2 separate regions of the Homo sapiens genome follow, and region 1 is linked to region 2. Evidence: chromatin loops called from intact Hi-C (ENCODE). Cell type or tissue: mucosa of descending colon. All regions are shown on one strand.

What was found. A loop is a pair of places that touch in the nucleus more often than their neighbours do. Peaks named below come from ENCODE experiments on the same cell type or tissue, not always from the same donor. Only the 100,000 strongest peaks of a DNase experiment are listed, where the experiment ranks them.
Region 1: a loop joins it to region 2, with 2.9 times the contacts of the local background. A loop is called at or near these places in 46 of 110 quality-filtered maps.

Annotation. Positions count from the first base shown.
Region 1 is chr1:154,573,431-154,578,430 of GRCh38, forward strand. CHRNB2 (cholinergic receptor nicotinic beta 2 subunit) reads left to right here. Exons shown (of 6, transcript NM_000748.3): 6 at 2,332-5,000. The coding sequence ends at 2,502. Among named protein-coding and RNA genes, the nearest start is that of CHRNB2, 8.2 kb to the left of the region's middle. RefSeq lists a silencer at 1,343-1,637. In mucosa of descending colon, no CTCF peak of the experiment used is centred here; a DNase peak (open chromatin) is centred at 3,017.
Region 2 is chr1:154,882,890-154,887,889 of GRCh38, forward strand. No RefSeq gene overlaps it. Among named protein-coding and RNA genes, the nearest start is that of KCNN3, 15 kb to the left of the region's middle. In mucosa of descending colon, no CTCF peak of the experiment used is centred here; no DNase peak of the experiment used is centred here.

The sequences.
Region 1 (5,000 bases), 310 kb before region 2:
ACCATTCACTTAATGGCTCAGACTGAAAACCCAGAGGGATCCTTGATCCTGTCCTTTCTCACCTCCCTCTCTGTCCAATTCATCAGAAGTCTTGTCCTGTCACAACCCCAAAGTCATTCTCAGCTTCATCTGTTTTTCAGCATCTCCATGCTAACACCCTGGTTCTAGGACATCATCAGCTCTTGCCTGGCCTAGGGCAGAAGAGTCTCCTAATAGTCTCCCTGATTCAGCTCCTGTGCTCCTGCATCCAAATAGATGTCTCCCTCACGGCTCATGCCTTTCCCTCCTTGCCCAGGTCACTGGTCACTGGCTTATCTTTTATTTATTTATTTTTTTGATATGTGTTTCGCTTTTATTGCCCAGGCTGGAGTGCAGTGGTGCGACCTCGGCTCACTGCAATCTCCGCCTCCGGGGTTCAAGCGATTCTCCTGCCTCAGCCTCCCGAGTAGCTGGGATTATAGGTTCCCGCCACCACGCCCAGCTAATTTTTTGTATTTTTAGTAGAGACGGGGTTTTACCATGTTGGCCAGGCTGGTCTCAAACCCTTGACCTCAGGTGATCCACCCGCCTCAGTCTCCCAAAGTGCTGGGATTACAGGCATGAGCCACTGCGCCCAGCCTGGCTTATCTTGTCTTAAGCAAGCCAAGCTCTTTCGTGGCCTCAGGACCTTTGCACACATGGGTCCCTCTGCCTGGGATGCCCTTTTTCTTTAAAAAAAAATCATTACAATTATTAACTTTCACTCTACTATTTGAGAGTAAATTGTAGACACTGTGACCCTTTATCCCAAATAATTCAGTGTGTCTCTCCTAAGAACAGGGACACTCTCTTGCATAACCCAGGTTCAGTGATCGACTGCTGGAAATTTAGCATTGATATCTGTATCTCATATAAATTCAACATTTAAATTTTCCCGATTGTCCCAGTGATGTCCTTTGTAGCATCACCCCCCACCCTCATCCTAATCCAGGGTCTCAAATTACATTTAGTTGTCATGTCTCTAGTTTCCTTCAATCTGGAACAGTTCCTCAGCTTTGTCTTTCATGGCATAAACGTTTTTAAAGGGACCAGGCCGGCTGAATGTCCCTCCGTGTGGGTTTGTCTGATTGTTTCTTTAACTTTTTCCTCATGCAGCTGGTTCTCTCTCACTCATCAGACCTCAGCTTAAATCTCACCTCCTCAAAAAGGCATTCCCAGACCACATTCTAAATGATATCTCCTCCTTTTATCTCAATCCTTTGTTTGCCAGTGTGGAATTTTTAAATTTGTGCTTATTTTTGCTCCACCTCCCTCAGTAGACTGTAAACCACTGGCTGCGTTTCTGTTGCTCATTTGCATCCCCAGTGTGTAGCATGGTGCCAGGTATATAACAGGCACAGTTGCCAAGCGAGTGAGTTCTTCAGCTGCTGACTAAATAAAGATGCTCAGTGGCTGTCTCCCCACCCCCTGAGCTGGCCTGGCTCCAGATAAACACGTGCACAAAGGCCCAGACTCAGGCTGGAGTAGAGCAGCTCTGAGGAGATGCTGGCCGTTTGTGCAAGCCTTGTGACTGGCTCTCAAACCCACAGACAGCATTATCTTTTTGACCGATTTGTTCACATCTGGGACCTGGTCTCACCCTCTGGGGACGTAGTGTGGTTGGATGGGGCTCAGTGTGTGATCATAAAAGGAGCCAGGCCGGCTGAGGCAGCCACTTAACTCACTAAAGCATCAGCCATTTACTTAACACTCTTGTGTTCCAGATGTTGAGATGACAAAGATGAATCAGGGTCCTTGTTTAGGAACTTGTAGCTTAGTAGGGGGACAGGCATGCAAATTGAAACAATACAGTACAGTAAATATACTGTGATGGAGACGTGTACACAGTGCAGAGGGAACCCAGAGCAGACAGCAGTTCATGCTGATCTGGGGATCAAGGCAGCCTTCAGAGAAGGTGATGTTTGATTTGGGCTTTGAAAGATATGTAGGAGTGCACCAGGTAGAGAAAGGGAGCTCAGGATTTCCAGACACAAAGGAAACCCAAAGACACAGAGATCTGGGAGGACACACTAGGGTTTGGTAGGGCTATGTTATGGGGTGGGAGGAGGAGGAGATAGGCTCATATTTGTCGTGGGTGGTCTTGATTCCAGACTGGGGAGTTTGGATGGGCCCTGAAGGCAGTGGGGCCACTGGAGGCTTTTACTAAGATCAGAGCCATGCTTTAACAAGATCATTCTGGGATCACTGCAGGAGAGGAGTGGGGTGTGTGTCTGTGTGGTGGGACCCGCTTATACTCGTTTGTCTCCCATCCTGCATCATGTGACCTGGGCCTCCTCCGTCTCCTCCATCCAGGTGAGTGAGGACTGGAAGTACGTCGCCATGGTGATCGACCGCCTCTTCCTCTGGATCTTTGTCTTTGTCTGTGTCTTTGGCACCATCGGCATGTTCCTGCAGCCTCTCTTCCAGAACTACACCACCACCACCTTCCTCCACTCAGACCACTCAGCCCCCAGCTCCAAGTGAGGCCCTTCCTCATCTCCATGCTCTTTCACCCTGCCACCCTCTGCTGCACAGTAGTGTTGGGTGGAGGATGGACGAGTGAGCTACCAGGAAGAGGGGCGCTGCCCCCACAGATCCATCCTTTTGCTTCATCTGGAGTCCCTCCTCCCCCACGCCTCCATCCACACACAGCAGCTCCAACCTGGAGGCTGGACCAACTGCTTTGTTTTGGCTGCTCTCCATCTCTTGTACCAGCCCAGGCAATAGTGTTGAGGAGGGGAGCAAGGCTGCTAAGTGGAAGACAGAGATGGCAGAGCCATCCACCCTGAGGAGTGATGGGCAAGGGGCCAGGAAGGGGACAGGATTGTCTGCTGCCTCCAAGTCATGGGAGAAGAGGGGTATAGGACAAGGGGTGGAAGGGCAGGAGCTCACACCGCACCGGGCTGGCCTGACACAATGGTAGCTCTGAAGGGAGGGGAAGAGAGAGGCCTGGGTGTGACCTGACACCTGCCGCTGCTTGAGTGGACAGCAGCTGGACTGGGTGGGCCCCACAGTGGTCAGCGATTCCTGCCAAGTAGGGTTTAGCCGGGCCCCATGGTCACAGACCCCTGGGGGAGGCTTCCAGCTCAGTCCCACAGCCCCTTGCTTCTAAGGGATCCAGAGACCTGCTCCAGATCCTCTTTCCCCACTGAAGAATTCTGCACCCTCTGGACTTCCCTCTTCTTCCTTCCTTTCTCAGGCTCAAGGTGTGGGGGGCAAGGCTGAGTATTAGGGGAGCTTCTGAGTTCTGAATCTTTGGGTGACCTGCTTGGAGTCTCAGGTCCAAATACTTGAAATCTGTGAGAAGTCCAAGTTCATGGGCTTTTGGAACTGGAAGAACTTTGTACAGCCATGGATTCCAACATAAGCCATGTTGCAGATGAAGAAACTGACCCACACGGTGAGACAAGCACAGGTGGGTCTGACTCTTCCTCCCTGCCCTGAGATCCATCTGTCGAGTGCCCTGTTTTTTCCCCACTTTGAACTGACTGGTTACTCTAAGGAAGTGAACTGAGGATGTTAGCTTTAAGCCAACCCAGCCTCTTTGTCCACAGCAGAGCTGAGGTGAACAGCTGGAACCCTGCTACATCCGTGCTGCTCCAGTCTGTTCTGCTCATGGCTCCATCCTTCTGGCTGTCACTCTTCCTCTTCCCCTTCCCAACCAAACCTGAGCAGCTTTGAAGCAGAACTTGGGAAGGACAGGGCTGCTGCTGCCAGCGACACCTCAGAAAGCATAGCCTCGGCTTCCTGCCCCATGTGTCCCTGGAAGCTGTACCCTGACTCTGCTTCCAGAGGCCAGCAGATGGTGGGTTACAGACGGGTCAGCCTGCCAAGTGCACCTGAGGGACCTGACCTGACACAAGCCATTTTGTCCCTAGAGCCCAGCTGGGACTCCTGCTTCTCTAGGCAGGGCAGAGGGAGGAGACACAGCACAGGCACAGAGCATGGGACAGGGACCCCCGAGTCTGGATTCAAGTCCTGGCCCTGCTAGTAACTCATGTGAGCCAGCTTGAGCAAGTCCCTTCATCTTGCTAGAGCTCAGCTTCCTTGCCTATAAAACGTAGGTGGCAATGCCCTCTTCCTGAGGTTGCTGGGAGGATAAGGCAGTGCTTGTGAAAAAGTCTAGCGCTGTACCTGGCACAGAGTAGATGCTTCATGAATGTTGAGTCTGACAGGCAACTGGAGCTGGTGAGAATGGGGTCCCCTGACTGTCATGCCAGCCTCCCTCCCAGGCCCACTCTTCCCCCCTCTTCCCTGAGGAAACCAAGTCTCCCTTATCAGGAAGAGCTGGGGGAGCTGGGAGGAACATTACAGGAACACCAGAGGGAGTCTAGCGGGTGGGCAGGCTTCTCTCTGCAGCCCCCTCAGCAGTTTCATTCCATTCCTGGGCTGAACCCTTGCCCTGGCCCTGCCTCCCTTCTGGGTCAGCACCTCCTGACACAGGTGTGTGCTCAGGGACCCCAGGCTCTAGTCCTGTACTGGCTGTGGAAGCCTATCACTGGGACAGGAAGCCAGTGGCTGCAGGAGACAGGCCTCAGCGCATCTCGTCTGTCAGGATGGGCTCACGGACACCTTTTCTTGGTAGCAGGGAGTGTCTCTGCACTATGGAAACTTTCCCTCTTCTAGAGCGGATTGGGAGTTGCCTGTATTATGCCTGAACCCTCCTTGAACTCATGGTCCTGGGGAAGGCGTCTTGGAACCAGAAACAGCAACAGGAAAGGAGCCTCCCTCTGAAGGGTAGGATGCCGGCCTGAGGCCCTCCCTCTTGGCTCTCCCAGGGCCTGGGCTACCCCGAGGCCCCAGCAGCTGCTGCTGTGGCTGTACTTGCTTTTAATATTTCCCATACATGGCTGTTGTCCAAGTTAAGTCACCAAATGGTGCTAGAGGGGATGGCAGAGAGCAGCTTGTCCAGCTCCTCTCCATGACCCGGTTAACACACGAGTAAACAGGCCTAGAGCTTGTCTGCTGTTTGACCTCTTTTA
Region 2 (5,000 bases):
AATAATAATAATAATAACTGGAAGATAAGCATACCTGAAGAGAAGAGAGCTGATGATTATTGAGCATCTGTGATGCACTCAATACTCATTTTGAGCCAAGGAAACTTCAGCTCAGAGAGGTTTTCTTGCCCATGGTTTGTCATAGCATGGAACGACAAACTGCTCCAAGGCAGGGCCTTCGATCCCAAGGCTTGTCCCCACCCTACCCTTCTCTCAGTGAGCTCAGACCTCTCTCAGAAGACATGGGGGCCCATCTTGGACCTCTGTGGTCCTGTCTGTGTCTACTAATATGCTTTCAATTGCCAGTCAAAAAAAAAAAAAAACCTCAAGAGAGTTTAAAAACAAGGAAATTTGTTATTTCACACACTAAAAACTCAAGAGGTAGAACAGTCCCGGGGTCATTAACTTGGCAGCACATGTCACCATGAGCACTGGCTCTTCCTGACTTTCTGCTCTGCCATCCTCAGCAGGTTGATCACAAGGTAGCCAGGGCACACTGAGGCATCCCATTGCCAACCTTCAAGTGCAACAGCAATGAAGGGAAGCCCCCTGCTGTGGATCTCTTTAATAATGAGAACATTTGTCCCAGAAGTCCCTAGACTTTCCTTTGCATCTCACTGGTCAAAGAATGGGTTAGGCTGGGGCATGGTGCCTCATGCCTGTAATCCCAGCATTTTGGAAGGCCAAGGCGGGCAGATTGCCTGAGGTCAGGAGTTCGAGACCAGCATGGCCAACATGTTGAAACCCCGTCTCTACTAAAAATACAAAAATTAGCTGGGTATGGTGGTGGGCACCTGTAATCCCAGCTACTCTCGGGAGGCTGAGGGAGGAGAACCACTTGAACCCAGGAGGCGGAGTTTGCAGTGAGCTGAGATCGCACCACTGCACTCCAGCCTGGGTGACAGAGCAAGACTCAGTCTCAAAAAAAATAAAAATGAAAAAGGGGGGGTTAAATGCTCAGACCTAAACCAACCACCAAGAAAAGGAAGGAGGAGTACCATCTTGGCTAGACTGGGGCCTGACTTCCTCTGAAGCAGATGGTAACCAGAGGAGTGTGGGCACACGGGGGGCTTAAGGCAGAAGTGGGGGTGCCATTGGCTCCTGGACAGAAGGCACTGCATGGCCACATCCGCCAATCCAGCCAGAGGTCTGAATGCTCCTACTTGTAGGGGTTCTTGTCCCCGGGGCAGCTCCCAGTGTGGACTCTGAGGACATGTGCCAGCTCCGTGTCCTTGTGGCTTAGATAAGAAGGGGTGAGGCACCGGCTCATACCAAAATGGGAACCTGCTGGCCTTATTGTGAGCTTATCTAGAGGACACACACGACCGACTTCATTAGAAAAATTGGGGGAAAAATCTTATTAAAGATTTGTTCTATCACATACCAGGGAAGCAAAGCCTTTCATGAAACCTAATGGGCAATACGGGTGATTTAAACAACTACACGGTACTGAGGTCTTTAATTTCCTGTAGGAAACCTGATGATTATCTGTCTGGAAATGCTTCAGCTCAAGTAGGGATATGTGCGAGTCAGAATGAAAAAGCTCTTTATATTTTCACACTTTAAATCCAGACCCTGTGAAAAGAGATCCTTGTCACGGGAGGCCAATCAAGTTCAGAGAGTCCGACTAACTTTGCCCTCCCCAAATGCCATCAAAGGCAAGTTGGGGCTCCATTAAATGGAGAAAACCAAGGGAGTGACCCCAAGGTCAGCAAGAGATACAAGAAAGAGAAAGACAGAGAGAGAAAGGTAGCAAAGCAAGAGAGACAGAGAAATGCTCCAAGAGACAGAAAGAGACAAAGAGCGAGAACAAGAGACCAGAGAATAGAAAAACAGACGAGAAGGAAAGAGGCAGACAGATGTGGCAAAGGAGGAGAAAGACACAGGGGAGAGAGAAAAACTGAGAAAAGGAGAGAAGAAAGAAAAGCAACAGAACTCGACAGACAAGAGATGGCTAATAATCACCTTTGCAAGATTTCTTAATGATACTAATATTTACCTGTTAGAATTTCCAGTTGTGAGTCCCCTTCTGAAAGCTGTCCTTGCTTTCTGTGTGAGGATAGAGATCTAGGGGTCACACATGTTTTTCTAGCCCAGCAGGATCCAGATGTTTCCAGTTCCTGAACTTGGGTCAAGATCCAGCGTTGAGAGGGTCATTATTCAAAGAGGCCTTGAACACACATGATGTTTAGTTAAACATGGGGTAAGAAAACAGCCAGGACACAAATGAGTTATTCTAATTTTGTGAGTTCAGACCTTTGAACTCAACTCCTCATTCTGGTCTCCTGGCTGGAATGAGGACAACAGTCTATAAACAATCCACATATTCTATCTTCCCTCATAGCACATGTAGGCATCTCTAAAAATAATTCCCAAAGTAGCTTAGGCTCCATTTCCCTCTATTTGTTGCCTAGAGAACTCTTATTCACCCCTCAAGGCCTTGTTCAAATGATCCTGCTTTAGGAGGCCTTCGCTGATCCCCAACATCCTCAAACAGGGTTAGCCATGCTGTATTCCCCTAATACTCTGTCGGGACCTCTGCTGAGGCCCTTCTCACATCACATTGTGATTATGTGTTTATGTTCTCCAGCATCTGGGACAATGCCAGGAACAAAGGAGGAACTCCATAAACACTCGTTGAATAAACGGTTGAGTAAATAAATAAGTCTGCCTCCCTGACAGGATTGTAAGCTGTTCAACTTGTATGGAATTAAGTTGAATCCCAGCACTTCAGAACAAAGGCGCACTTAGTGTCTACCTAGTTCAGCTCTCAATGATCAGTGTGTGGTTCATTACAAATACAAACAACTGAATCTAGCGCTCACCAAGCTCTTCTGACATCCCTGGAAATGCTTCTTTTTTTTTTTTTTTTTTTTTGAGACGGACTCTTGCTCTGTCGCCCAGGCTGGAGCACAATGGCACGATCTCGGCTCACTGCAACCTCTGCCTCCTGGGTTCAAGCGATTCTCCCACCTCAGCCTCCCAAGTAGCTGGGATTACAGGCATGCACCACCACGCCCAGCTAACATCCCTGGAAATACTTTTCTGACCTATGCCAATGTGTAAACATAGGAGAGTCTTAATGTATTTACTTTTCTGAATTTTCACGGTAAATGCTTGCTGATTATTAAAAGTTTGGGAAAAAATAGAAAACAATAAAGAAGCAGAAAGGTCACGTAAAATTCCTCTACCAAAGTAGGTATTGTTAAGATGTGGCATATTTCAGTCTTTTGCTATGCATTGTGTTTTCCTTATACAATTGAGATGACAATGTGTGTATATAGGTTTTAGAGCAGTTGTGCTGTAATTAGTGTGTACCTGATATTTTATGTTCTTGTTTCATTAAAGACAGTCTCATAGTGACAGTAAATCCCATCTCATTAACATATCAACATAACCCCACGTTTTTATTAGATAATGTCATGCTCCTCCCCCATCATATGTCTAGAATTTGCTTAGCCATTCACTCTTCTTAGGCAGTTGGGTGGTTTTCAGTTTTAGTTTCTGGCCATTTTAAGGATCATTGCTCTGAACTTCCAGGAAGTAGGTACATGTGGTTAGAGATAAAACTCCCAATAACATCATCATCCACAGACTCTCAAGTACTGCAGCTCAACCAGCTGAGATGGAAGTGAGGATAATGTGCTCCAGATCTTGCTAGCTGACTCCAGAGGTGGCTCTAGTGACAGTGGCACCCCTGTATCTGGATGTGCATAAAGCATGTGAGCTCAAGGAGGCTGGGACAGGCCTGTCTTGTTGCCCTTGGATTCCCCAAGCCCAGCACAGTGCCTGGCACATGACGAGTGAATGAACAAATGGTGCATGCTTGGACAGACGAATGCACTGTTATGCTCAGACACCTCAGCAGTGTGACTGGAGCCTCAGCCTTCTGTATGTTGTACTGTCTGGAACCCCAGGCCTCTGGGGAATTCTGGGAATGTTCCATGTTAGTGATAGGAAAGTGCTCTGAGCCTCTGGGCTAAAAGCACCGCCCTGCAGCCAGAGCATGCTCCCAGCTGAGCAGTAAATGTGAATGAACGGTGATGAGATGCTAAGGACAATGCTCCCCCAACTCCCAGTGCCCCCCTCCCACATGCCCACACATACCCACTTGCTGCCCACATGTGCCTCTCTCTGCTATCATCTGGGGTCACCTTCAGAGCGTCTATTTGGGCAGATAACCCACCAAGTTAGAAACAACATAATAGACACTTCACTTTGTCATCTGAGGAGCAGCACTACATGCTGGCCAACAAGACAGACCAGCAAGCCCAAGAGTGGCTTTCCAGTCATTTATTCCACAAACACTTCTTGGGCTTCTGCTGTGCCCAACCAGAGAATTAGAGATGAATAATATGTGTGTCCATCCTTGAGGAGTTCACCCTTATGTGCCAAATAGATTCGGCTGTGCCTCCAAAATCATCTCCTGGTCCAGCGTCTCCCCAGCTCAGGCAGATCCCCAGCATCCCCCAGAAGATGGGAGCCGTCCTTGGCACCCAATCCTGTGGACCCAGCCTTGAAGGTAGCTCTCAGCATCGCTTTCCTTCTCTCTCCACCTCCCTGTTCAGACTTAACCCAACACCTTCCTAACTGGTCCCACTCCCACCCCTCCAGCCCTCAAATCCATCTTCCACAGGGCAACAGAAAAGTCTTTTGAAAATGCAAATCTGGCCAGGCGCAGTGGTTCACGCCTCCAATCCCAGCACTTTGGGAGGCCAAGGTGGGCGGATCATTTGAGGTCAGGAGGTAGAGACCAGCCTGATCAACATGGTAAAACCTCGTCTCTACTGAAAATACAAAAATTAGCCAGGCGTGGTGACATGCACCTTTAATCCCAGCTACTGGGGTGGTTGAGGCAGGAGAATGGCTTGAACCCAGGAGGTGGAGATTGCAGTAAGCCGAGATTATACCACTGCACTCCAGCCTGGGCGACAGAGTTAGACTCTGTCAAAAAAAAAAAAAAAAAGCAAATCTGATCACATTGGTTCTCTGCTTAAAAC